7 separate regions of the Homo sapiens genome follow, and regions 2, 3, 4, 5, 6 and 7 are each linked to region 1. Evidence: read pairs that join two places in POLR2A ChIA-PET (ENCODE). Cell type or tissue: OCI-LY7. All regions are shown on one strand. Region 1 overlaps UBE2E2 (ubiquitin conjugating enzyme E2 E2). Region 2 overlaps UBE2E2 (ubiquitin conjugating enzyme E2 E2). Region 3 overlaps UBE2E2 (ubiquitin conjugating enzyme E2 E2). Region 4 has its middle 24 kb from the start of UBE2E2-DT. Region 5 overlaps UBE2E2 (ubiquitin conjugating enzyme E2 E2). Region 6 overlaps UBE2E2 (ubiquitin conjugating enzyme E2 E2). Region 7 overlaps UBE2E2 (ubiquitin conjugating enzyme E2 E2).

What was found. ChIA-PET counts read pairs that join two places held together with the same protein. Peaks named below come from ENCODE experiments on the same cell type or tissue, not always from the same donor. Only the 100,000 strongest peaks of a DNase experiment are listed, where the experiment ranks them.
Region 2: POLR2A ChIA-PET joins it to region 1 with 6 read pairs; 1 of 35 experiments calls an interaction of 5 or more read pairs at or near these places.
Region 3: POLR2A ChIA-PET joins it to region 1 with 10 read pairs; 1 of 35 experiments calls an interaction of 5 or more read pairs at or near these places.
Region 4: POLR2A ChIA-PET joins it to region 1 with 7 read pairs; 2 of 35 experiments call an interaction of 5 or more read pairs at or near these places.
Region 5: POLR2A ChIA-PET joins it to region 1 with 5 read pairs; 2 of 35 experiments call an interaction of 5 or more read pairs at or near these places.
Region 6: POLR2A ChIA-PET joins it to region 1 with 5 read pairs; 1 of 35 experiments calls an interaction of 5 or more read pairs at or near these places.
Region 7: POLR2A ChIA-PET joins it to region 1 with 6 read pairs; 3 of 35 experiments call an interaction of 5 or more read pairs at or near these places.

The regions. Positions count from the first base shown.
Region 1 is chr3:23,403,634-23,407,633 of GRCh38, reverse strand. The region is part of intron 3 of UBE2E2 (ubiquitin conjugating enzyme E2 E2); the gene reads right to left. Among named protein-coding and RNA genes, the nearest start is that of UBE2E2, 200 kb to the right of the region's middle. In OCI-LY7, no CTCF peak of the experiment used is centred here; DNase peaks (open chromatin) are centred at 2,343 and 3,600; H3K4me3 peaks cover 3,266 bases; H3K27ac peaks cover 4,000 bases.
Region 2 is chr3:23,586,699-23,590,698 of GRCh38, reverse strand. It overlaps UBE2E2 (ubiquitin conjugating enzyme E2 E2), which reads right to left. Exons shown (of 6, transcript NM_152653.4): 6 at 1-965. The coding sequence ends at 868. Among named protein-coding and RNA genes, the nearest start is that of UBE2E1, 220 kb to the left of the region's middle. RefSeq lists an enhancer at 414-913. In OCI-LY7, no CTCF peak of the experiment used is centred here; no DNase peak of the experiment used is centred here; H3K4me3 peaks cover 405 bases; H3K27ac peaks cover 551 bases.
Region 3 is chr3:23,574,147-23,578,146 of GRCh38, reverse strand. All of the region lies in intron 5 of UBE2E2 (ubiquitin conjugating enzyme E2 E2), which reads right to left. Among named protein-coding and RNA genes, the nearest start is that of UBE2E1, 230 kb to the left of the region's middle. In OCI-LY7, no CTCF peak of the experiment used is centred here; a DNase peak (open chromatin) is centred at 1,556.
Region 4 is chr3:23,177,414-23,181,413 of GRCh38, reverse strand. No RefSeq gene overlaps it. Among named protein-coding and RNA genes, the nearest start is that of UBE2E2-DT, 24 kb to the left of the region's middle. In OCI-LY7, no CTCF peak of the experiment used is centred here; no DNase peak of the experiment used is centred here.
Region 5 is chr3:23,288,901-23,292,900 of GRCh38, reverse strand. All of the region lies in intron 3 of UBE2E2 (ubiquitin conjugating enzyme E2 E2), which reads right to left. Among named protein-coding and RNA genes, the nearest start is that of UBE2E2, 88 kb to the right of the region's middle. In OCI-LY7, no CTCF peak of the experiment used is centred here; no DNase peak of the experiment used is centred here.
Region 6 is chr3:23,339,819-23,343,818 of GRCh38, reverse strand. All of the region lies in intron 3 of UBE2E2 (ubiquitin conjugating enzyme E2 E2), which reads right to left. Among named protein-coding and RNA genes, the nearest start is that of UBE2E2, 140 kb to the right of the region's middle. In OCI-LY7, no CTCF peak of the experiment used is centred here; a DNase peak (open chromatin) is centred at 2,228; H3K4me3 peaks cover 2,859 bases; H3K27ac peaks cover 4,000 bases.
Region 7 is chr3:23,517,947-23,521,946 of GRCh38, reverse strand. All of the region lies in intron 4 of UBE2E2 (ubiquitin conjugating enzyme E2 E2), which reads right to left. Among named protein-coding and RNA genes, the nearest start is that of UBE2E1, 290 kb to the left of the region's middle. RefSeq lists an enhancer at 2,894-3,063. In OCI-LY7, no CTCF peak of the experiment used is centred here; a DNase peak (open chromatin) is centred at 2,186; H3K4me3 peaks cover 620 bases; H3K27ac peaks cover 1,223 bases.

The sequences.
Region 1 (4,000 bases):
CACAAACACACACACATGCACTCCTCCCAAAACAAACATACAAACCATAAAAAGTAGAGGGAGGGGCGCAGAGGAGATAAAGGATGTAGCAAATGTTGACGGTAGTGAAAGAAGAGGGATGAGTACGGGAGCAGGGGATCAATTCTTTACATTTGTGTATGTTTGAACATTTTCAGAATTAAAAGTTTAAAATATTTCAGAAAAAACCCTCCAATTAATCAAGATGTCAAGATGTCAATATATCATTTACATTTGTGGACACTGGGATCTTAGCTAAGGTCACAGAACCAGAACTAAGCAGCTGTGTAGCAGCTAGACTAGGGCTGTTTATACCAGGTTGTCTCAGATGTCATCTGAATCTTTTTATTCTTTCCAGAAAAAAAATGGGGAAAAAAATGTGTAAAGCTTGATGCTCACCTGCACAGTGGTCAAGACCTTTTTTTTTTCCAGGCCATTCTGAAAGTCAGGGTTCTCAAGAGAAAAAGGGAGACTATACCTTCTTGATGACATCTTTGGAGAATATCTTCAACATGTGAAGCTGAAGAAAAATTTGTCTCCAAAATACTTGGGGAACTGGGGAAGGGAATAATCCAATGAATTAAAAGTATCACCAAATATGATTGCTTTACAATTTGGAATGGGCTTTCCTGTGGACCCTTCCACACCCCAGCCCCTGCCCTCCTCATGGGGGACACTGACTTCATAAAGAAGCTGTGCCAAGAGAGCTAAGTGAATTAAGTTGAATACTCTGTGGCACAGTTTAGCAAGCAATTCATCAATAGGGAGGTATCAAGTGTTGCTGGCTGAATTTTAAAGCACTTTCTCCAACACGGCTGGATATGCATGCCTCTGGGCATACAGATTTTCTTTATGTTGGCAGGAGAATTGTTTCCTCATTCCATCTTCCTTACAGTCAATTGTCATGGTCACAGAACACAAGGTTAAGAGGGATAACCTCAAAGATAATCTTTTAGAAAACCCATTTTAACTATTAGTTTCAATCTTCTCTTTAACCAAAATCTTTCCACCTAGGAACCCATAAATCACTACATTTACTTATTTAAGTTTTACTATGTCTTATTTCTCTCTACAGTTTCAAGCGGATACATAACAACAATATTAAAAACTACTACTTACTAACTAGATGAGTTCTTTAAATCTGTTTTCTCATTTTTCCCAATAACCTCATTAGGGTAGGTATTAGTCTTGCGATTTTACAGACTGGCAAATGGAGGTTTGGTCAAAGAGTTAAACATATCAGTTCGAGGTCATACAAGTAGTATGTGAAAGCCAGATTCTGAACCTAGGCTGTCCTGACCTGCCCTTTCCAGTATGCTGCATTATTTGTGGAAATAAAAAAGAAAGAGAAAAAGAGAATCAGAAAAGGAAGGCAGCAAGAGAAAGAAACAGGAAGGGAACTGGGAGATCCATTAACAAATCTTTACAAACTGGAGAGCCTTGGAAATATTGTCTAACACTGTCTTTTACTTTATAATTCTGCGTTCCAGGCAGTCAATGTAAAACTACAAGTACTTTTAAGTAACCCAGTTTTATACTCAGGCTATTGTTTTAATTTTTCATTTACTTTTTAACAAACACATATTCTTCACAACTGAGAAGATCTTCATGGAGAAAAATGTCATTAGAAAAGGCTGAGATTTTAACTTGGCCCTAGTTATGGGAAACTCAATGGAAAAGTCAATTCTTCTTAGTGACCAATTCATGGCATCAGAGATAGCACTGCATGGAATTTCTATCACTTTGATCCAGACTTGCACTGGAGATAAAAGGGTATCTCCAAAAGGAGAATTATGCAAATTTGGGAATGCCTTAAAATAAATCATTATTAATATTAACCTTTATTATCCATAAATAAAGGTTAAAACTAAACAAAATGTTAAAGAGTGTGGTAAATGAACTTGCCATCTCACTAGAACTGCTTCTCTTCCTCCTGTGCTTCAGATTTCAGTGGATGGCCCCATTATCTTCAATCACCCAGTCAAAAGCCTGGACACCTCTATACTCCTCCCCTCACTTTTCACCTGACTTTGAGTGACTTTTTAGAATTCTTGAGGAAAATCCCTAATAAAATTTTATGGGGAAAAATTACCTGAAAAAAGTCATAGCTCTGCATAACCATCTGCCAGTACTCATACTCCCTACTAACCAAAAATAATAGACAGTGTGCCATGGTTGAGAAAGTACTTCTGTGTGTCAGAAGAGCTGGCTTTTCAGGCTCTGCCACTAACAAGCTCTGGGACTTCAAGACTAAATGAAAGCATTAGGCACTGTGTTAGTTGTTTTACATAACCTCATTTCATTCTTACAATCAGTGAGGCAGGTGTATCACTGGCATTTTTTAAAAAATGATACAAAGGCTCAGAGGCATAAATGCTTTGACCAAGTGTAAAAAGCTAAGAGACATATTTGGAATTCAAACCTACAATGGTCTACCACATTATACTGTTTCGCATGACTTCCCATGTGTAAAAATCTTAAAATGAAAGCAAACCCAAAAATATTGTACAGCAAACTGTTGCTGTATTTTTCAAAAATTCACTGATTACAGCAGCAGCAACTGTCAATTAAATTCCAGCTTTGTTCCACACATTTCAGTATCAGAAAAACACCTTCGCATCTGAGTCAAAGTATATAAGCCAAATTTCAGAATGCTAACGAAGTGGCTGAACTGAACAGAGTAGTGGGAAATAGAATGTGTTAACTACTTGTATCTCAGATTTCCCTGTATTCAATATACTTGTAACTGCATAATATAATTTGACAGTGCAGAAAAGTGATGGAAATTTCTAGGCAAATTCTCTCTGCCTGTTGCCATAGGAGTATTAAGTACAGACAGACATACATTGGCAAATATTTAAACGCTACAGTTAGCGATTATTTTAAATATGAAGCATAAAAATCATGCTTTTTAAAATTGCAAAAAATGCTGATGAACAAAAAGCTATGCAAAAAGAAGGTACTTTGTGTTGCTATAAACAAACTCATAAAACAGAATTTTTAAAAAGGAAATCAGTACACAGTCTTAACCTGTTACTTATACAATTCCAAATGCTACATTCCTAATAGTCAGCCAAGTGATATATTCATCAAATAACAACAAAAATGAACTCAGAGCTCTCAATTTCTACTAATGTAGGGTCAACTGGGTTATCTGAGAAAGAATGATAAGAGTTTATGGGCTATGAGTAACAAGTTTAAGGTGACTAATATCTGTTACAGAAACACTCCATTGACTTGGACATTTATTTTTGATGAATGAATGTCATGTTAAACAGCTAAGCATGGAGGCAGAGAGGGAGCAACAGTTAAAAATACTAGCATCAAATCTTATTGCAGTCATATAAAAAGCCAATGTTCAATAAATACCAATATAGCTATTTATTATATGATATTCCAACAAGCAGAATCTCATTGCAACTGAGTTGATAAATACATTTATTACTATGAATGTGTACATATGTGTGTGTGTGTGAGTGTGTAATCCAAAACCCTTCTCTTAGAAAGCAATGTCAAATAAGAGTCAAGAAAATGGGGTCAACAAGTTCTGTTTCAGGAATACAGTCTTTTGTACTTTGCATACAGTTCCTGCTCATGGCTGCAGAGAAAATGAGATGGCAATGGGGAGAAGACAGGAAGAAGAAGGCAAAATGAGAAACAATAATGACAGATGCTGCAATGGTCCACCTTTTCGTTACTGACATGGTTAATTCTTCATCTTGGATTGAAGTAGAAAGTACTTTTTGTTTGTCCTCTATGTTTTTAAAATTACTACTATCCTACAATGGCTTTTTTTTTTTTTTTTTTGGAGACGGAATCTCACTTTGTCGCCCAGGCAATCTCGGCTCACTGCAACCTCCACCTCCCGGGTTCAAGCAATTCTCAAGCCTCAGCCTCCTGAGTAGCTGGAACTACAGGCGTGCACCACCACATCCAGCTAATTTTTGCATTTTTGAAAATAGAGACCGGGTTTCACCATGTT
Region 2 (4,000 bases), 180 kb before region 1:
ATATTAGAGGTTTGAGATGAAAAATACACTTGAACCTGTAATTGAATTAGACAAGCCTCACTGCACGTAGGGCTACAGCGGTCACCAGGACACAAAGCAAATGTCGGGTTACCAGAAGTGCAGTTATCAGCCACAGTGATTTATTGAGTGCTTTAATAATACAAGTGTACATCAACTGATCCACAGTCAAAAGTGGCAGGTCCCTAAGAAATTTACAAGCACTTTAAGTAAATCAAAATACATATTATTTTGTTCAATCCAACAGTCTTCTGCGGGAGGGACAGAAGGCTAGTGATAAACAGAGTCTCAGTAATGCACAGTGATTCTGATTGAAGCTTTTGTACAAAAACTTGTTCCCAGTAGCATGCACCCACCAATAAAGACTTCAGTACAAAAAATTAACCCTAAGCACTACATTTAAGTAGAAACGAGATATAATTCTGAATGTGTTTTCCCAAAGATCACATAAAAGAAAAAAAAATCAAAATCAAATAAACAACAACAAAAAAAACAAAACCACACAGTAATACAAAGCTTTGTAAGAAAGCTCTTACTATTACAGCTCCAACATTGTTTGCACTGAAAACAAAAGTTCCCATCTATGATGAGGTGGGAAAAAATCCCAAATCTTTCAAGTTAACAGAAATCAACAAGGGAATAAAATGAGAGATAAAAGAGAGCGTGGGAGAGAGGAAGGGGGGCAGGAAGAACTGGGATGGGAAGATGGACAACATACCATCACAAAATGGTTCCAAATTTAATAAAAATAGGAAAATAAGAACCGAGGTCTGGAGGGGTGGGCAGGGCTACCGATGCACTTGGTGAATGTGCTTGCACAGGTCCCGCGGGGCGGCAGGCAGCAGGCCCCTATGTGGCGTACCGCTTGGTCCACTGTCTGGCCATCCGGTCATGCTCTGCTCTGTTGGTCATGTACTGTGTGGCGATGCTGCCCACCAGAGGGTCAGCTGCAAGGAAAGCAGAGTTGGGAGTCAGTAAATACCAGCACTGTGGGGGAAGAAGTGTTCAGAAAGCTGGCAAGGAGTGGGAGGGTAGGAGATGAGAAGCTGCTGTTCTAACCTGGACCACCATTGCTGCGGCTGAGCCAGTCACCTGCTGCTGACAGACTACATTTCACACCAGCTGCCCCAAGAGTCACCTATCTGTATTTTACTGATAGCTCTTGTCATATTTCTTGACAAGTCTTATTCTCTTTCCCTGTACCCACCACATACTTCTCACCTTGCTCCCCTCGTATTGGTTTTTTTTTTTTTCTTTTGAGACAGGGTGTTGCTCTGTCACTCAGGCTAGAGTGCAGTGGCATGATCACAGCTCAGTGTAGCCTTGACCTCCTGGGATCAAGCAATCCTCCTCCTGCCTCAGCCTCCTGAGTAGCTGGGACCACAGGTGTGTGCAACAACACCTGGCTAATTTTCAAATTTTTTTTTGTAATTTTGGGGGTCTCACTATGTTGTCCAGGATAGTCTCAAACTCCTGGGCTCAAGTTATCCTCCTGCCTCAGCCTCCCAAAGTGCTGGGATTACAGGTGTGAGATGCCTGTCTTCAAGTAGATATTTCACGGAGAAAATGCAGGTGGGCTGTGGGCAGGGGACTCATGGGCTCTTGATGAGCTCTCCTGGGAAGACGTTTGGCGGTCTGGACAACTCCTTACCCTAGGCTAGCACCACAGGCAGGTGGCATTCTCCTGCCAGATTACCTTATCTGAGGAGACGCCAGAGTCTGAGCTGGACAGTCAAAAGAGGGGAGAGATGGTCCACTTCTTCCTCAAAATTTGGTAACATCCAACCTACATAGCTCATTATTACAAAAATACTAATAGATGTTAATAATAGCTAACACTCACCATGACTAACCATGTCCTAAAACTCTAATATGTTAATGACATGGATTTCTAAGGAGCTGACACAGGAGGAAATTGGAGCATAAGGAGGCTGAGTCTCTTGCCCAACGTGGAGAAAGGGGTGGAGCAGGGCTTGGAGCCAGAGTTCACCCTCTTAACTAACAGGGTGCTGTTAGTTAACAGGGTGCTTAACTTAACAGGGTGCTGGGAGATAGCTCTCTATCCAGAATATTGATTGGGTCAACGTTTAATTAAAAAAATTGGGGCACGGTGGCTCATGCTTGTAATATTAGCACTTTAAGAGGCTGAGGCAGCAGGATCGCTTGAGTCCAGGAGTTTGAGTCTGTAGTGAGCTATGATCGTGCCACCACATACCAGCCTGGGTGACAGAGTGAGACCCTCTTTAAAAAAAAAGACAAAAAAAAAAAAACAAAAAAACAAAAAAACAAAAAGCAAAGCAATTAAAAAAAAAGTAACTTAGGTTCCTAAAGATCCCAGATTCTACTCTTTTCCCTCCAATTCTCTAATTTCACTCTTTCCCCGATTTATATTTCCCCTATTTTTGGTATTGGGAATTTGGGTATATTAGAGCAGTCAGGTAAGGAGGATCCACTAGGGAAAATGAGAAAAATCATCAAAAGCTAATGTTTGGTAGGAAAAAAATAGTAGAGAATATGGAACTACGTCTGTGGCCCAACACCACCGGCAACTTGGGAAGATCCTGAGACTAACCTTGTAAGGCACTCATGGTCATATGTTCTCAATATGAAAGGTATAATAGAAACACCACTTTTTAACCTATCTGCTGAAGCTCATGATAACAAAGCCTTTGAAAGCCTGCTCAACAAGACTTGCTTAAGTTTTCCTGGAATTGTGTAAATCTCGTAATAATTATTCCAGGGAGAAGCCAGTTTCCTACATTCACTTATATCACAATTAGTAGACTACTTAGTATGTGGGTTTGTTCGAAACGTTTGCCTCTCTGCCTACTCTTTGTGATTCTTCTTCATTTTCTCAGATGTTGAAATGAAAACTCTACCATTTCACCCAGTCCAGTCAAGATTCAACAAGATTTAAACCAGCACTACCAAATACAGACACAAAATATCTGGCAATTGGCCAGGATACTTTTTTAAAAATGTAGCCTTTCACTTGAGCTTAAGTAATGACATTAGAGTAATAGGGGCCAAAGTGAAATCTGAGTCACATTTCTCTACCTTCAAAAAAAGTAATCTTGTTCTGATTCCTGGCATTCTAGAATGCAAAGAGTAGGGTGAAACGTGGGCATCCTTAATAGTTTAAGTCTGTATCACTCAAGATAGGTGTTTAATTAAATAGAACTTATATTAGTGAAACACATTGAAGATCCATTCTAACTTACTGATGAAGGTAAGGCTCAATGTCAGAAGAATAACACTGACTTATATGTTCCACCTCAAACTGTACCCACATCCAGAGTGTACACACTGGGAATAAGACAGGTCTGCCACTTCAGCTCAAAGGGGGTGGAGGGAAACAAATGAAGAATAAAGGGAACAAGAAGCTGTGGGGTGGGAAAATGTGTCATATCAACTGTTAATAGTATTTCAGTACAGGCAAAAGGAGAAACAATTAAAAACAAGTTAGAGTGCTGGTAACAATTAGCGTGCGTTGTGCAAACTTTTTTTTGCATGCTTAACATTTAATTGCTTTCAAGGTTCTTTTACGTTTTCAAATTTGATTAAAAAATTTTTTTTCCACCTGTAAAATTATACACACTAACTATAAAACAGTAATTAATAATAATTTAGAAAACCACCTCAGACAATATGCAAGACAGGAAGTTGAAAGTAAAGACCATCTCGTGTATAAATCCACGCAAAGAAAACTGCTGTTAACATCGTGGTATGTTTTCTTCCTACACTTCTAATCACATGATGTAAAAAAAAAAAAAGGGATTAATTTATAGTCTGCTTTTGTAATCTTTTAAAAAATAACTATGATTTTTATACCGATATGGTAAATAACTTTTTACATAGATAATTGTAGATCTACTTCATCATTTCTAATACCTGAATTAAGAACGAATTTCCTGTTTTTAGATGTTTGGGTACTCTCCAACTTTTGTTTTAAAAACAACGATGTGAGGACCATTACCATGCA
Region 3 (4,000 bases), 170 kb before region 1:
TTGAGAAGTGTCTGTTCATGTCCTTTGCCCACTTTTAAATTTTTTTTCTTGTAAATTTGTTTAAGTTCCTTGTAGACTCTGGATATTAGATCTTTGAGTACTAGTATTTTGAAAAGAATCTTTTTTTTTTTTTTTTTCTGAGAGGTAGGTCTCAACCGTGGGCTTAAAATATTCAGTACGTCATATTAAAAAAGATGTGCTGTCATCCAGGCTTTGTTCTTCCACTCAGAGAGCACAGGCAGAGTAGGCACAGGCAAGTTTTTAAGGGTCCTAGGATTTTTGAAATGGTAAATGAGCACTGGCTTCAACTTGAAGTCACCAGCTACATTAGACCCCTACTAAGAGAGTCAGCCTGTCCTTTAAAGCTGTGTAGCCAGGCATTGATTTCTCTCCAGCTATAAATGTCCTAGATTGGTATCTTTCAACAGAAGGCTGTTTCATCTACAATGAAAATCTGTTTAATGTAGCCACCTTCATCAATTATCTTAGCTAGATCTTCTGGACAACTTGCTGTAGCTTCTATATCAGCAACTGCTTCTACATCTTGCACCTGCCTTGTTCCTTGGTCACCCTCAACCTTGCAATTTTATGTTAGGAAGATGGCTTCTTTTTTAAAACCTTGTGAGCCTACCTCTGCTAGCTTCCAACTTTTTTTCTGCAGCTTCCTCACCTCTCGGCCTTCACAGGATTGCAGAGAGTTACGGCCTTATGCTGGATTAGGCTTTGGCTTAAGGGAGTGTTGTAGCTGGTCTGACTGTCTATCCAGACCACTAAATCCCTATCAGCAATAAGGGTGTGTTGCTTTTTTTTTTTTTTAAATCATTCCTGTGTTCATCAAAGTAGCACTTTGTATTTTCTTTAAGAACTTTTCCTTTCCATTCACAACTGGCTAATGCTTGACACAAGAGGCCTAACTTTTGGCCTGTTTTGGCTTTTGACATGCTTTCCTCAATAAGCTTAATTATCTCCATCTTTCAATTTAAAGTGAGAGACATTTGACTCTTCCTTTCACTTGAACACTTAGAGGCCATTACAAATCAATTACAATAGTAGCATCAGAGATCACTGATCACAGATCACCATAAAGGATATAATAATAAAGTTTGAAATATTGTGAGAATTACCAAAATGTGACACAGAGACATGAAAGAGCACACGCTGTTGGAAAAATGGGGCTGACAGACACGGGCTTGCTACTAACCTTCAATTTGTTAAAAAAAAAAAACAATAACAACAGTATATGTGAAACACAAAAGCACTGTCAAACGAGGTGTGCCAGTACTGCCTTTTAGCTGTCTGTTTACTTTTCTGTTTTCTCACTGGACGGGAGCCCATGCACTCATTCAACAAATATTTATTGAGCCCCTACTCTGTTCCAGGTACTGGAGAACCAGTGCTAAACAAGTTTCTCCCCTCACAGGACTGTCTGTCATCTCTGTATCCCTCTTACCCTATATGTTTACTGCATGGATGGATGGATGATTAGAAGAATATAAGTAGATAAGGTATACACACAACAACAGCCATATATAGCACAGTCACTCCACAAGGCAGGTGTTCCTTTGCAGCACTAGCATTATAAATAGATTGCATCATAGATGTTTGTCCTGTCTCTACTCAAGGATTACTAGGAAGTCAGAGATAGGGACATGGTGGTGATTTTAACAGCATTCTTTCACTTTTCTCCTCTAATTATGTAAACATAATTTAAAAATTATGTTTTTTTAAACATAATTATTTTGTTATTGGAATTTGTGGCCTGCACTTTGCCATTTCTTGGATTCTTCAAGGCTATGATCCACTGTCCTCCGGCAGTTCCACTGTATCTTTGATTAATGTTATTCTTTTCGCTCCCCAAGTCACTGGAGGCTATCTGTGAGTTGTCTTAAAATGAGAGAAATAATTAATTTTTGTTTCTTTCATAATACTTTTATTCCATGGTTTGGTCTAGCCTAGTTTTATTTAAATCTTTTATAAAATTAAAACATAACAGATGTGCATTATAATAAATTCAAATAATACAGAAGTATGTATAAAGTAAAAAAATACTACCTTCTCTTCAACTCAATACCCCCTTCCACCTTGAGGCAACTACAGTTAATGGTTTGACCCTCATCCTTCCATATTTTATTTATTTAAATAGAAATCGCACAGACATTCTGCAACTCGCATTTTCTTCTGTAACAATGTACCGTAGCTGTGTTTCTGAGACAGCACATATTGACTTAGCACATTAGTTTTAGTAACTATAAGGCATTCCTTTGCATAGTGAGTCAGCATTCATTTTTCCACTCCCCTTATGATCACATTTAGATTTTGATTTTTTGCTGTTAGAACTATATTACAGTCTTGTATAAATCTTTGAGGACATATTTGAGTACTTCTGGAGGGCAGATTCCTGGACCACTGTATACATTTTAAATGTCTGGTAAATGCTGCCAAACCACCCTTCAATAAAAGTATGTACAATTTACTCTCTTTCTGGGCATTCTCACCAACTCATTATCAGCTTTTTTGTTTTTTTTCCAAACTAACAGAAAAATAATCTGTCGTTGTACCTGTATTTAATTTGATACCTACTGAAGTTTAACATTTTTTCAAGTTTGTTCACCATTTGTATTTCTTCTGTGAGTATTTTGTTCATGTCCTTAGTCCATTTTTTCTAATATGAAGGAACACTTTATACACTATAAATATTGAAAACACACTATAACTAAGCTTTGGCCTCAGTACTCGGTCAAAATTTGCTTTAGCTTTTGGAAGACGGAATAGGCAAATGCCTCATTCAATGTCATTTCCAGGTTTACTGAACTTGTAGAGATCAAAGATCATATAGGTTATTATCACATATAGTAAGCATAACATCATCACTTGGACTTACTGTTAGTATCTGAATACTGATTTTTAAATATTGGTAAGCATTCTGAATGTAACTTGGGACTAAAAATCTCTTTTAGCCAAAGACAAACTACATAATATATGAAGGAAACATCTGGCATTGTCTACACATGTATTCACACAAATGTTCAAAATGAGAGAGAAGAGCAGCCACCACATGTTAAAAGGCTGCTGGAACAAACATGGTTTTAATGTTATCCACTGCAAGTGCTAATACAGGCTGAGTAGCCCTAATCTGAAGATCCAAATTCTGAAATGCTCCAATGCGCATTTCCTTTGAGAGTCATGTAGGTGCTCAAAAAGTTTCAGATTTTGGAGCATTTTCAATATCCAGATTAGGGACACTCAACCTGTACCAAAAGAAAATGACTTGGTAACAAGCAACAGCTGCTGGCATAAAGTGTAGCACATCTGGTGACTGTGTGAAGCAGCAAGTGAATGCAAAAGTATTAGAAATAAAAATGTAATGGCAGAAGTCTTATGTCTGCTTCTTAAATATTGAGAAAGTGTTTTCTTTCTTAGGGACAAGGTCTCATCATGTTGTCCAGGATGAAGTGCAGTGCCTAATCACAGGCATGATTATAGTGTACTATAGCCTCAAACTCCTTGGCTCAAGCAATCCTTTTTTGCTTCAGGCTTCTAAGTAGCTGGGGCTACAGGTGTGTGCCACTGAGATCAGCCTGCAAACTGCTTTCTTTATAAAAATTTATAATTTTTAATGTTTGTGGGTACATAGTAGGTGTATATATTGATGGGGTACATGAGATACTCTGATAAGGCATGGGAATGCAATGTATAACAATCACATCATGGCAAATGGAGTATTCATCCCCTCAAGCATGTATCCTTTGTGTTATGGACAATCCAGTTGTACTCTTTTAGTTATTTTAACATGTACAATTAAATTATTTTTTATTATAGTCACCCTGTTGTGCTAGCAAACACTAGGTCTTTTTCATTCTTTCTAACTGTTTGTATCCATTAGCTGTGCTCACTTCCCTCCCTCTGACACCAACTACCTTTTCCAGCCTCTGGTAACCATTCTTCTACTCTCTATCTTCATGAGTTCAGTGGTTTTAATTTTTAGCGCTCACAAATAAGT
Region 4 (4,000 bases), 230 kb after region 1:
GGTATTTATTAATACATTTCATTAGTATTGTGAAGATGGGGGAGGAAGTAGTAAAAGGGAAAAGTGGAAGGTAAGGATATAGAATGCAGAATGAGAAAGTGAGATTGATAAGGGGCCAAACCTGCTGTTGATTGGTATTCCCTAATCTAATTGTTTTTTGGCCTACTGTGGCAATTCTTTGTACTTGAGTTCAAGAAGATAGTAGTAATATTCTGCCACGGCCCAGTAGAACTTTCCTATGACTACCATGTGCAATATAATTGTCACTAGACACATGCGGCTATTGAGCACTTGAAATGAGACTAGTGCCACTGAGGAACAAACTTTAATTAAAATTTAAATTTAAATATCCGCATGTGGCCAGTGGCTACTGCATTGGACAGTGCAGCCTAAAAGTATTATCAACAAGGTGAAAATTTTATTTGTTAACATCTTTCATTAAAATTCCCTCTAGGTACAAAAATGTCTTTCTTTGGCATGGCCTGTGCTAAGCCCATTGGGTTATGTATTCTACTTTACATGTATTAACTTATTTAATTCTCAGATTAACTTATTGAGAGTTACTATTATACCCAGTTAAGAGGCAATGAGTCTGAGGCACAAATAATTTAAGTAATGCCTAAGAATCACATGGTAAGTAGAGATCCAAAGACGTGGCTGTCATCAGGTGCTAAAGGCATGCTTGTAGAAGGATAAACTGCCTGGCATAAAAAAAGGGAACATCTGAAAAGATGATTAGAGTGAGAAAGATGGAGAGAACTGGGTCTCTATGGGGTAAAAAGCCCATGAGGCTACAGGGAAGGGACTAGAGCTGTGCTATAAATAAGGTAGCCACGAGCCATGAATGGCTATTTAGATTTAAATATGTTAAAATTAAATAAAGTTAACATTTAATTTCTCAGTCACATTGGCCACATTTAAAGTGCTCAAAAGCCACATGTGGCTAGTGGCAACTGTACTAAGCAGTGCAGAACATCTCCATCATCATAGAGTTCTATCGGACAGCTCTGAGTCGAATGATAGTTCAAGGATGGCTGCATCTACATGAACACAAGAGGTGGTTTTCACGGATTTAAGTCAAACCTCTTTTTCATCTTTCCCCCAAATTGCTGGCAAAGCCCATTAAGTTCATGAATCTCTGTAGAAGTGAGTGTAAATTGAAGAAAAGGCTGCACTTCTCGCCTAGGTGAATATGACTTGGTATATGGGGTCTCTCTCAAAAGCAAGAGGCTGGAATCTGAAGTAGTCACATAAAGTAGCCAAAAGTATTATTGAGGGGTAAGGGGGGCTTTGAACTCCCATAAACTATGGAATTAATTAGAAGAGTGGTAGTGGTTTGAACCGTTTTTTTTACTAAAATTTCTGGATACTCTGACCCTCTCCACTCCACCTGACAAAATTCATGTAACCACTCCTGTAATGTGAAATGGAGAACTATTTTCTACTCTAGTCTTGATCTCAGAGTCCTTAAAATAAGGACACTGGGTCTTTTTGAAAGCCACAATTTGTGGTCTGTATGTACCTAGCCCTCCTGTTATTGATTTTAAGTTACCACACAGGTGACATCCCTGGCTCTAAATATAATAGTGGTTAGCAATCTAAGAGCAAAACACTGTTTTAAGCATTTTATATATATTAAACCTATTTAGTTCTCAGATTAACTCAAAGAGATAATGCTATCCCCATTTTAGAGATAATGAATCCAAGGTACAGAGAGATTAGGTAACTTGCCACTATTCACATAGTAAGTGGGAGAGGCAGGATTTGAATGAATTTATCCCTAGACTCCAATCAATGTCTTTCTTATGTTTCAAAAGGCAGATAATCATAGTGATTTATGTCTTGTTGGCTTGGCCCCTGAATCCCACCCATGTGTGTTGCCTTCATGGATACTTCATGGCAAGAAGAGCTGACTCAGTCGGGTGTGGTGGCTCACACCTGTAATTCCAGCACTTTGGGAGGCCGAGGTAGGTGGATCACCAGAGATTGGGAGTTCGAGACCAACCTGACCAACATGGGGAAACCCCATCTCTACTAAAAATACAAAATTAGCCAGGTGTGGTGGTGCATGCCTGTAATCCCAGCTACTTGGGAGGCTGAGGCAGGAGAATCGCTTGAACCTGGGAGACAGAGGTTGTGGTGAGCCAAGATTGCGCCAAGAGTGAAACTCTGCCTCAAAAAAAAAAAAAAAAAAAAAAAAGGAGTTGACTCTGCAGGTGAATTTCAAACATTAATCCATGTGCCCATGATCTCTAGGAGTGTGGATTTGGAAGATAGGGGCATCCGGAACTATTTGTAACTGAAAGTACCAACCTCCACCCTTTGGGTGGAAAATAAAAGTATTCTTGGCTATCTGTGCAGCACTCTTAAGGAACTGGGTGCTAAGCTATTGAAAATTTCTAGTTGTTGTCTGAACACCTTCTTTTTTTTCTCACTGCAACCTCCACCTCCTAGGTTCAAGTGATTCTCCTGCCTCAGTCTCCTGAGTAGCTGGGACTACAGGCGTGTGCTACCACGCCCAGCTAATTTTTGTATTTTTAGTAGAGACGGAGTTTCACCATGTTGGCCATGCTGGCCTCGAACTCTTGACCTCAGGTGATCTGCCTGCCTTGGCCTCCCAAAGTGCTGGGATTATAGGTGTGAGCCAATGCACCTGGCCTTGAACATCTTATTGACACTATTTCACCAGCCATGTTACATACAGCAGAATGGGGGTAGTGATATATGCAATCTATAATTAATTGCACATTATAGACTTGCAGAATGCTAGTGCTTGGATGGACTTTAGCAGTCACCTGGCCCAGACATTCTTAATAGCTGGGCTATAAATCATGCTTCAGAATCATTCAGGAAGACTTTTAAACATGCAGAGGCCAGGTTCTATCTCTGGTAACTCTGACTCAGTAGGTCTGTGGTTGGGCCTGGGCATCTGTACTTTAAGGAGATACTCATTAAAAGGAAATTTAGTCAGGTGCGGTGGCTCATACCTGTAATCCCAGCACTTTGGGAGGCCCAGGCAGGTGGGTCACCTGAGGTCAGGAGTTCGAGACCAGCCTGGCCAACATGGTGAAACCCCCGTCTCTACTAAAAATACAAAAATTAGCCAGGCATGCTGGTGCATGCCTGTAGTCCCAGCTACTTGGAGGCTGAGGTGGGAGAATCACTTGAACCCAGGGGAGGCAAGATCATGCCACTGCACTCCAGCCTGGGTGACAGAGTGAGCCTCGGTCTCAAAAAAAAAGAAAAGAAAAGAAAAGAAATTCATTAGTCACATTTGGAGGATGCTAAATAAATAATTTATTATTTTAAAATCTGGCAAATAAAGAGGAAAATCATGTACTCATCCTGCTTTTCATTTACCAACTCTATCGAGAAAATTATACAGCTGTTTAGGGACAGTTTCTCTTTATTGTAGCATTGCAGCTAGTAAGTAAAGAAAGAATGTTAGAATATCACCATTCTGTAGCTCCTAATGAATCAGTGAATCTGGGCAATGGTCATCAATAGCTGTGAATAACACAAAATGGCTCTCCTGATGAAAGTACACAATACAACATGTAAAATGTTCTCAACAAAAAATTAAACTAGGATCTCATCAAATCTCTGTATCTCACTTTCAATTTGCAGAAGATACAGAGGACAGAGGAACATGCTAAATGACACCAGGGAAATCGGTCATCAAAATCCAGACTGTGAGAAAGTCTATAGGTCAAGTCATCTAGTTTCTTCATCCAATACATTGCAAGGGGGGAAAAAAGAAGGGGAATCTATCAAGTAAAAAAGACTTAAGAGACATAGCCATCAACTGAAGCTGGAGCTTATTAGGCTGTTGATTTAATCACACAAATTTTTAAAAATATTATTAATTTTGTTAGGTGTGACAATTGCATTGTGGGTATGTTTTCAGAGATACTGAAATATTTATGGATGAAATGAATATGAATATTTATTAATAAAATAAAAGGATCCATTTTAAAATAATTGCGAGGAAGAGAAGTGG
Region 5 (4,000 bases), 110 kb after region 1:
GGTTTCACCATGTTGGTCAGGCTGGTCTCAAACCCCTGACCCCAGGTGATCCACCCACCTCAGCCTCCCAAAGTGCTGGGATTACAGGAGTGAGCCACTGTGCCCAGCCAATTATCCTGATTTTAACTGCGAACAAAAAGAGGCACAAACAGGTTACATAACCTTGTAAAAGATATGTAATGGCCACACAGGCATTAAGTGGCAGAGCCAAGGCTGTCTAGTTCAAGCTCTTCACCACTAGGCTACTCTAGCCAGTAGCAGGTTATTTCAAAGGCTGGAGGGCTCCCAGGAGGAGGTGAATTTTAATGAAGTACTGAGAATTGTTGCTAACTATTTATGAGGCACCTAGGAGACAAGTGAGTGGGGCTCTGAGAGGTACAGTGATCTAGGCTAGTAGAGAGAGCAAGCCTTGGGCCCTATGTAGTGTCACTGGCTTCAAGAATGGCCCACAAACTAATTTCTTAACTTCTTCCTCTGAAAAAAAAATAAGGTCAGGAATAAAAGTAGCATGGGCATGTATGTCTGCAGAAAGGTACATAACGAATATACCTCTCATATACCACCAATACTGTTTTAAAGACGACATTTTAACACCAAAAATAATGAATATAGAGTTGTCCCTTAAGCTGGATGAGGTGGCTCATGCCTGTAATCCCAGAACTTTGGGAGACTGACACAAGAAGACTGCTTGAGCCGAGGAGTTTGAGCAGCCTAGGCAACACGGCAAAACCCCATCCCTACTAAAAATACAAAAATTATCTGGGCCTGTAATCTCAGCACTTTGGGAGGCCAAGGTGAGCGAATCACGAGGTCAGGAGATCAAGACCATCCTGGTTAACACGGTGAAACCCCGTCTCTACTAAAAATACAAAAAATTAGCCGGGTGCGGTGGCGGGCGCCTGTAGTCCCAGCTACTCGGGAGGCTGAGGCAGGAGAATGGCATGAACCCAGGAGGTGGAGCCTGCAGTGAGCCGAGATCGTGCCACTGCACTCTGGCCTGGGCCAAAGAGCGAGACTCTGTCTCAAAAAAAAAAAAAAAAAAAAAAAAAAATTAGCCGGGCATGGTGGCACACATCTGTAATTCCAGTTACTCAGAAGGCTGAGGTGAGAGAATTGCTTGAACCCAGGGGACGGAGGTTGCAGTGAGCCAAGATCGTGCCACTGCACTCCAGCCTGGGCAACAGAGTGACCCTGTCAAAAAAAAAAAAAAAAAAAAAGCCCCTTAAATAGAATGAATTAATAAATACAAAAACCTGATTACATTGTTTTATTTTTCTCATTTTGCCCAATACCATGAATTTGGGAACCACTGCCCTAGACTGCTAAATCTGTGAAGGTGGTTATTTTCTAAGTTAACATAGTCAGCAGTATGTTGCTTGTATACGGTCTCTGCATTTTATTAAACCTACTGAGTAACAAATGCAGTATTAATTTTTAAAATAACATTAAAATTGTGAACAAAAGCCTTATTATTACAACATGTGAAAAGACAGATAAAGATTTCTTGTTTTGTTTATATACCTTTTAAGCAGTTTATTGTTATCACTACAATAGTTTTAAATGTTTTTTCCTACTCTTTTAAATCTTTGTGCCCAGATGTTAAACAAAGGTAGGATCAACCAGTAATTTGTGAGTTTGTATACTGCACAAAAGCTTGCAGCCAGTGAGTAAGGTCTGAAATTCAACCACCTTTTTGTGCATGGTTCTACCTAGAAGTCCCTTATCTGGCCAAGCTATGCATCTACCCCAAGGAGAATCTGCATCTAGTCAGCAAAAGATATTCTATAGGCTAGAAGCAGCCCTAGGCTCACGTTTTTTGTTTTTTTTTTTTAAAGACAGGGTCTTGCTCTGTCTCCCAGGCTGGAGGGCAGTGCATTGTTCATAGCTGACTGCAGCCTTGAACTCCTAGGCTCAAGCGATCTTCCCACCTCAGCCTCCCAAGTAGCTGAGACTACAGGCTACAGGTACATGCCACCATGCCCGGCTAATTTTTTTTTTTTTTTTTTTTTTTAGACACACAGTCCTGCTATGTTGCCCAGGCTGATGTTGAACTCCTGGACTGAAGCGATCCTCCCACCTTGGCCTCCCCAGAACTGCTGGGATTACAGGTGAGAGCCACCACGCCTGGCCAGAAACATTTTTTAAATCCAAAAAATAATAATAATAAAATTTGATATTTTTTAAAGTTAGTATAAATATATTACCTATAACCATAGTTTATCTGAGGTTTTAAATTCTAAATCACAACTATGATAAGCTTGTCCTTTGCTATTCAAAGAGCTGGTCCTTAACTGGGCACGTTCTCCTATAATCCCAGTTACTCAGGAAGCTGAAGTGGGAGGATCACTTGAACGGAAGAGTTGGAGACCAGCCTAGGCAACAAAGCAAGCCCCTAGTTCAAAAAAATAAAAATTAAAAAAAAGAGAGGTCCTCAAACCTACATTGGCATCACCTAAGGAGCTTGTTAGAATCTTAGGCCCCATCCCAGATCTCTAAAACAAGGTCTACACTTTTAACAAGACCTCCAGGTGATTTACACATACATTACAGTCTCAGAAACAGTGATCTAGACTAGCAGAGAGGGCAAGCCTTGGACCCTTTGCAGCGTCACCAGCTTCAAGAATGGTCCACAAACTAATAAAGTGCCCCCTCACTTGCTTTACTGACCTAACAAGGTAACAAGATACAGAAGCTGCTACCTCATAGTTACCAATCTAACTGCTTAGCAGGGTAAACACATCATTTGCATGTGTGCGTATGTGTGTGTGTGTAGACATATACATACATATTCTAAAAAGTCACTTTTCAAAACCACATTATTGAGTGGTTTAAAATATAAACTGGCTTAAAATATATTCACCCTTGTGTTAACTCAAATTTCCCCTTAGAAATGTTTTAAATGAGTCCTCTTTAGTCAATTTTGCATGCATATATGCTCCGTAAGAGAAATAGTCTATCAATTCTTTATGCAAAAGTATGGTCATATTTTTTAATTATATCACAGTAAGAAAAATAACTTTTACAGAACCATTCTGTTCCTACGGTAGAAATTTAAAATAAAACAACTTACCACAACTCGATTATGAAAAGCTTTAATGTAATGTCACTGGTAGACACCATTCCTTTACAATTTCATAACTTAAGTTCAACTAAGTACTTGAACGTTCAAAACTAAATAGCATGCATTTAAAATTCCTAGTACTCAGCTAATGTGTATACCTAAAAGTATAAAAAGAAGAAACATAATCAGAAAAGATGTGTAAAATGTAGTAAGGATCTAGAAATGCACTCTACTTATGGTAACACAGTACAGTATTTTAAAGTGACATCTTAAACGGTATTTCCTCATCATCTGCTTTTGTTTGCTACTTCCTATTCATCCATCACATTTGAAAAATTGTATCTAGAAGTCGCAAAGTGTCAAATTGCTTTTGCTTAGAAAAGTTTTCTCTTTACATTATAAGGTATGTCTGCAAAGAATGCCAGCTAAAGTAACAAACCTTCACTGTGTGAGTACTGTACTGAGCTGGTATCATTGTTGGTTTTCTCAACTTTAAAGTATAAAAGATTTCAAGCAAACTCTTAGAAAGAAAAGCATAACAGACCTTTATAAATCCCTCATTCAGCTTCAACAATAATCAGCTCAAGACTGACCACGTTTCCACTTTAGCCGTATTTGTTAACTCTCATTACCCTTTCTCCAATTACTGTACTTCAAAGCAAATCACAGGTACCCACTGAAATATTTACAAATGAGGAGGAGCAAGTTGGCCAAATAGAAGCCTCCACCAATTGTCCTCCCTGCAGGAACATCACATTTGACAACTATCTACACAAAAAAGCATCTTCATGAGAATTAAACATCAGGTGAGTGGTAACAGTACCTGGTTTTTAACTTCATATTGCTAAAAGAGTCACTGAAGAGGGTAGGACAGTCTTGAACTGCCAATGCCACCCCTCCCCCATGCCCCAGCAGCAGCCACGTGGTGTGAAGAGAGAA
Region 6 (4,000 bases), 64 kb after region 1:
GTACTGTATAATTCCACTTATGTACAGTCCCAAAACAGTCAAAACTTATCAATGGTGTGAGAAGTCCAGACAGTGGCTAAGTGAAGGAGGCACGAGGTCTCCTTGGAAAGGAGGGCTGGCAATGTTCTTTTTTTAAATCTGGCACCGATTACACAGATGTGTTCACTTGAGGAGCATGCCACATACTTCACAAAAGTTTACTTTAAAAGTAATACACATGTTCACTTCAGAACTTTTTTTCTTTTTTTAGATGGAGTCTCTGTCGCCCCGGCTAGAGTGTAGTGGCGCCATCTCGGCTCACTGCAACCTCTGTTCCCCAGGTTCAAGCGATTCTCCTGCCTCAGCCTCCTGAGTAGATGGGACTACAGGTGAGTGCCACGACACCCAGCTAATTTTTGTATTTTTAATAGAGATGTGGCTTCATCATGTTGGCCAGGCTGGTGTTGAACTCCTCACCTCAGGTGATCCACCTGCCTCAGCCTCCCAAAGTACTGGGATTACACGCGTGAGCCACTGCTCCTGGCCAGAAAGTTTTTAAATTGAATATACTACATATTCAGTCTTGCGTCTTGCTTTTTTTTTTCCATTTTAGACTAAGTCCTAAGTACCTTTCCATGTCACAATGTTTCATGAACATGTTAACTCCTTCATGTACCTTAAGATATTTTAAAAATAAGAAAATGTAGTTTGTATATGTATGCATTCACATATATATATACATACTAATATGTAAGGTTTTAACATAAAATAGCAGTTAAAGACCCAATATAGGGTAAGTTTTAAGAGTTTTTCATGTCAGACCACTAGTTATGCTACCAAAAGAATAAGCACCATTCCTCCAGCACAGCAACAATAACAGCAGAAGTTCCCCACCCCCAAAAAAGTATTATCTTCAAAATTTGTCCTAAAATAACAATTCTTTTAACTTTAAGAATGGTTTCAATAGTTTGGTTGCAATAATTTTCCACAGCTATGAAGCAGAAAAAAAAATATAAAAGTTTATTCTTGGGTTTAGGACTTATTAAGAAAATTTCCCCTCCCATTTCTATCAAATTCACCTGATCAACGCAGGGTGATGCTAATACTCATTTATATTCCATAGTATTTCCAAGAAAATATACATGTATGTATTCTTGGTGTCAGGAACCAAGTCAGGAATGTTTAAATATACACATACGAATAAATAATAAAGCCAACTACAAACAAATACATTGGTGTACTGCAGAATGCATGTGCATTCTATAACCAGGGGCATAGTTTATGTAGTGTGAAAATGTAGCCTACGACCACAGAAAAATTCACACAATCTCATAGAGACTAAAGTGAAATGTTTATAAGCACGGAAGAGAACATTTTTATCTGCGGAAGGAAGAGCTCTCCTATCATATCCCCTCCTGTGCTAAATAAACTATGCAATCAAATAAGCTAAGGTCCTGGGCAACATGGAGAAACTCCATCTCCACAAAAGATTTGATGGATGGTACTGTGTGCCTAGAGTCCCAGCTATTTGGTAGGCTGAGGTGGGAGGATCACTTGGGCCCAGGGGCTTGAGGCTGCAGTGAGCCATGATTGTGCCACTGCACTCCAGCCTGGGCAACAAAACAAGACCCTGTCTCAAAAAAAAAAAAAAACTAAACTAAATCAAAGTACCCCCCATAATGCTTAAATCCTCTTTTTAGCTAGACAGAAATAAATAGTGTTTCTGTCAATAGCTTTCCTCCCTCCTCCAACTAACCTAAATGAATTTGAAATTTCAAAGTCTCCACTGTAAACAATACATTTTGTAAACACCTAATGCTTGGGCAAGAAATCAACAAATGTTTGTTCTCTTTTACTTCCCTACTATCAATTATTAGTTTTGTTATATGGAACTATGTATACATAATTACTTAATCTTTGAAGTCTTTTGTGGTTTGGGTCTTGGTTTTGTCATAATTGTTTACATCTTCTCATTGATTCCTTTTCAGAACTAAGATAAACTGATACACAGCTAGCTGACTGCTGTTTACTTTTCACAAAGAAAAAATTGGCCAGATACTTTTGCAAGCAAATAGTTTGATCAATTACTACACTATTAAAATTACTAAAGTATTTTTAGAAAAAAAAAAGAACGAGAAGAAGGAAGTGAAAGAAAAGAGGGGAAATGATTATGCTTTAGAATACAGTTTATGCAGATAAGAGTAGCTGTGGGAGACACAGTTTTAAAATGCTACCTTTAATTTCTGTTCACAGCTGTCAGCTGGATAAGATGCTCAAATGCAGACCCTAAACCTAAGCTTACCTACACTCAAACCTTTAGCTTGTGGTCTTGAAGATTCTAGGTGAAGACACAACTAGAAAAACATATACTGTATTTATAACTACCAGAGTTCATATGTCCAAAATGAGACCTACAATGCCCTCAAGTAGAATCTCAATAGTGTGGCTTTGGGTAAATTTATCTAATTATACTTCAGTTTCTTCATCCACACAATGTGGATAAGATGAGTACTTAAACAACTGTAAAGATTAAATGAGTTAATGGGTTCCTGTCTGGCATACAGGAAGTGCTCTATAAAAGTTCATCATTGTTACTATAAGGAACATCACCACCAATAAGATAATTTGTTGCTTCCCAGTCTGCTCTTTAGGTCTGTAGTCTTACCTCCAATATTTAATGCTGCAGTTGGGTGAAAAAAATAGACTTTTAGGCTATTAGCAAGACTTACACCTTTTCAATGCAAGGCTCCTGATTCTGTGAGCATAAACTTCTTGGAACCATGGTCTGCATTTCAAAAGAAACATTCATCATTTTTGTGGCAAAGATCATTTGATGTACTCACTTATATAAGCAGAATTTCTAAGGAATCTAAAACTCTCCCACTGGTGTTGGTGCCTCATTCCTGGTGGGGGGAGTACGAAAACAAAGTGTAGGAATTGAGGAAACACAACAGAAGGATGAAAGTATATTGCTTGAATAGAAGGCAAAGAAATGGTTTATATACCGACTTTAAAGATCCTACTTAACATGACCATCCTTTTCACATGTTTCTGACTTTCAGTATTTCAGAGTTAACAAACACACCTATTGCTCCCAGCATTCAGTCTTCCCTGTTTTGACTGACTTACAGGCTACATCAGGAAATTTATTTCTAATGCAGTCCAAGAAGGGTTTCCAGGGCTAAAGATTTCTTTTTTCTTGTTTTAAAATAATTCCCACTATGGACCCACTCAGCATCTTTTTCTTTAAAAAAATTAAATGGTTTTCACGTGTCTTTTTAGAATGTCTCTGTTTAACATTTTAAAACATGTATTTTAGTGTAGTTAAGCACATTTATTTAAAGGATTAGGTGTGACTGTGTGCTTCATAATGGCAACCTGTAATTATTTTTATAATCATCAACTGTTCAGATTTCATATTTATATTTTCCAGAGCATGACAGGCACTTGCTTCACAAGAAGAAAAAAATATAGTGCATAGTAGATGCAAATTATTTTTCCTCACTTTTCCATAACCAATTTATAAATACTCTGTATTTTAGCTAAAAATTTAATGTAAATAAATGTTAAAAACTGTGCATTCTGAAAACATGATTATCAAACAGGCAAAAAGAAAAAATTTTAAAGAGTAATGGCTCTTTACAATTCAGTAGAATATATACATCTTTTATTCATTACAGTATTGTGGGAAAATCTGGAGCCTGACATACAGACACAGGTTAAAATGTCACCTCCAATATAGGTTAACTACGTAGGTCCTGGCAAAACAGTTAAGCTTCTAGGCTTCAGCTTATCCATGTATTAAATGGGAGTTAACAACTGAAAATTCACAGTATTATCCAAATATTTAAAGACTTTAAATGTTTTCCCTCTTTTCATCCTAACTCTTTTTCTCTAAATATTTCAGTATTTCCCGTTATTCCTGACAATTAAAAATAAACTAAAACAAACATAAAATTAATCACTCTGACTACTTTGATTATTTTAAATCAGGTTAAAATGAATCCATTTCTAGAAGTGC
Region 7 (4,000 bases), 110 kb before region 1:
TTTAATTCATTAAGCACATACATAGTAGGTGCTCAATTAGTGCTGGGGGGGTGGGGGGTACACGGGGATCCATCAAAACCAGAACCCAAAGCTTTCTTGGTTTAATCTTCCTTCTGGAGCAAGGGTGTCCAATCTTTTGTCTTTCCTGGGCTACATTGGAAGAAGAAGAATCGTCTTGAGCTACATATAAAATATACTTATGATAGCTCATGAGCTAAAACAAACAAACAAACAAACAAAACCTTATCATGTTTTAAGGAGGTTTACCAATTTGTGTTGGCCGCATTCAAAGCCATCCTGGGCCCGGATTGGATGAGCTTGTCCTAGAGGCATCAGTCTCCCCCAGTCAGGTACTAGAACAATTGCTCTTGAATAACAAACTTAACAACCATTATGTGGGGCTATGTTGAGCCAACAGCACTTATTTATCAATTAGTACTGTCCACAGAAGATAATTTAACAGATGTCCAAAGGACCAACATCTCTTAGACAAGATGATTCATTTCTGGCTTTAGAACTGCAAAAGTGTCTCATACATAACAACAATTAATTAGGAAGCACAACAGCTGAGATAGTTAATGGATTCCATGTAAAGCATGTAATAAATGACTGACCATATCACACTTGCTGTTTAACTAAAGACAGTGACATAAACACAAACAGAAGGAGAATGTCCTCCTTTTCGTTTCTTTTCTTTACATTTTTTATAGGTCTCACACTCCCCAAGGCAATTCTGTAAGACGCAGCATATTTACAGATTTGATAAATGTAAAATGAAAATAATGTACAGGATTACTCCATCCTTCAGGAAAGGAGTAATACATTTTATGTTTATAGATATATGAAGGGTCAGTTATTTATTTTAAGAGATCAATAATCCAGTTCATATACAACACAATACAAAGTATTTGTCAAACTAGCTAGAAGTGATGATTTAGCTTTTCATACAGCCTACAAAAGTGTAGAAGTAAACTATATTTAAACATGATATAAAAAAAAACATGAGCTGGGCTTGGTGGCTAACACCTGTAATCCCAACACTTTGGGAGGCTGAGGAGCAGGGATCACTTGAGGCCAGAAATCTGAGACCAGCCTGGGCAACACAGCAAGACCCTGTCCCTACAAAGAACTAAAAAACTATCCAGGCATGGTTGTGTGTGCCTGTATTACTAGCTACTTGGGAGGCTGAGGTAGGAGGGCAGCTTGTGCCCAGGAATATGAGGCTGTAGTGAGCTATGATTACACCATATACTCTAGCCTGAATGACAGAGACTCTGTGTCTCTAAAACTAATAAAAATATAGTAAAACAATGACTGATTCTGTTAATGATAAGTAAATTTACAGCTATTATAGAGTTGGCCAAATTCCCACTCTTTTGGTTGAATGCTATGTGTACAACACACAAAAGAGACATTCTTTGAAAGTAGCAGAGTATTCACAAATACTATAAAAATTTCCAAACTTTGTATGCATACTTGAGGGTAATCATATTTTTCCCCTATGTTCTTACCATAAAGTTAAAAAATACCACATGTATAAACAGTAAGTTGTAACCAAAAATAATAGTAATAATTAAAATAGCTACCAATAATGCCATGTTTATGTGCCACGCACTGTCCTAGGTGACTTGCATTTATTACATAATCTTCACACTCATCCTGTAAGGTGGGTACTATTATTACTAAGAAACAGACATAGGTTGAGAGGAATTCAAATCCTCACAGTAAAGTCAATTCCAATACTAAGCAAAAAGCTTATAAGGAAAATACAAAATAATCAAAGACAAATGAAAACCCCACACCCTCAAAGTTTTTTTTTTAATTAAAGAAAATGACAGAAAAAAATAATAAAGAAAATTATGTAAATTCCAGATCTCAACAGTTTGACTTTACAGAGCAAAGCTAATGACACAGGGATTCAACAGGTTTCTCAGATCAAGTTCTGACAAAATGATCAAGCATGTAAAGTGAATAGCGAAGAGAAGAAATGTTTAATGATATTCATGGCTGGGTGTGGTGGCTCAGGCTCAGCCTGGGAGTTAAGAGACCTGCGTGGGCAACATGGTAAAACTCCGTCTCTACAAAATAATGAAAAAAAAAAAATTAGCTGGGCATGGTGGCATGTGTCTGTAGCCCTAGCCAGTCAGAAGGTTGAGGAGGGAAGATCACTTGAGCCCACAAGGTTGAGGCTGCAGTGAACCATGACTGTGCCACTGCACTCCAGTATGGGCAATAGAGCGAGACCCTGTCTCAAAAACAAAACAAAAAAAACCCTCACACATATATATATTCACTATTACTATTGTGAGATTACTAAAGGCAAAAAAACCCAAGTCAGTTAAAAAAGTAAACAACTGTTTCAACATGACTTGAAAACTCTCACTTAACATGTATAATCTTTGAATAACTTAAATCTCAGCACACAGAATATTCTAGTGAATATTGTTTAAACATCTATGCAGAATAGATGTAGTTAACTAACCTGATACTCATAATACTGTACACTGAAAGTAACAGCTAATCAGGAAGCATACTTGAAAAATAAAAAAGGGTACTTTTATTAAATATTTGAAAGTTTTAGTTGGTTTTATAACAGGCATGACTAATACTATGTGATGATTTGAATTAGATTGTAAAATAGAAAAATGATAATGTATAAGCATTTGTTATAAAGGAATAAAATAGCAAAAAAAAAAACCTTGGTAAAGTAGAAGTGCACTTAATTTTCTAAGCTAGTTATTTCTATTTGAGAATGTGCTAATTCTTGCTTGATATATGACCCCCTTGCAACCAACCTGACATACAAATATTGGTTTACTTAAAAATGGTTAGAAAATAAGATTGGAGTCTTAGGGAAGGAGTGAAGGAGTAGATGTTGAATGACAAACTGAGGAGCTGGTCTTTCATCCTGCAGTTTAGGAGAATGCCATGATGAAAGAGGTGTTTTAGGGATTTGGAACAGGATTGTTATATGATGTTCGTTCTCAAATTAGCCTTTTGTGGAACAAATGCTTTGTGGTAGATGACACTAACTTATTCCTAAATTCACAAAATGGCTTTTATATGATTAATACCATTTTCTTTGAATATTGTCTTAACAGCTGACCAAACCAAGAAAGAAATGAATATATGTGAAACAGAAATAAGGGAGGGGGAGATGGAGAAAACATGGGCAACACAATCCACAATCTGAGGCAGGGACAGAGGGAAAAAGGGACAAGGCACTGCAGGCACACAGCAGCCAGAACTTACTGAAAACCAGTTCCCATCAAGCCTGCACCACTTCCTGGAACCCACTGTGGAGAATATCGGAGAGGGGAAAAGGAAGGCAGCAAATATATGAGAAGAGCCTAAGGCAAGCCTTCTGACTCTTCAGGTCAAGGCATCCTTATAAGGATGGATCTAAGTTTCCTTCCTCACTGTAAACATAAACTAGCTCACAGCTCATTTCAACAACTCCAGGACTATCACAAACATACCTCTTTCTGCCTTCGTGGCAAGCATTCAAGAATTACTTTTTAGTCTTACTGAAGGAATATGTAGTATTATGAGGAATATCTTAAATTTTATTTGTATCTAATGGTAACTACCTGGGTTTGTTTTCCACTTAAATTTCCATGCCTAATTTTCTTTTATCCCAGGCAATCTCTCTCTTCTGTTCTTCTCTATTCCCCACTTGTCCATATCTAATCTCTGCTACCACTCTATGATTTCTGACATGATTTCTTCAGTCTCTACTTCCACCTTCTAGAGTATCTTGCTTCATTCACATTCCACGGCTTCCAAAGCCTGTTCTTTTGGGTTTATCTTTTCCCCTCCAATATTCTCTGTAAGACTACTGCCCTAAAAAAAATGGGTTAATTTTCCTTAAAGCTGTGTAGAAATGTATCTGATAGAAACAAGGAAAAAGAAAAAAGGAAGAGTGGGGAGTAGGGGGAATAAGAATGACTCAGAATTGTGTGAAAAAAAAAATTCCCATTTTCTAATGTTTTATTCCTGC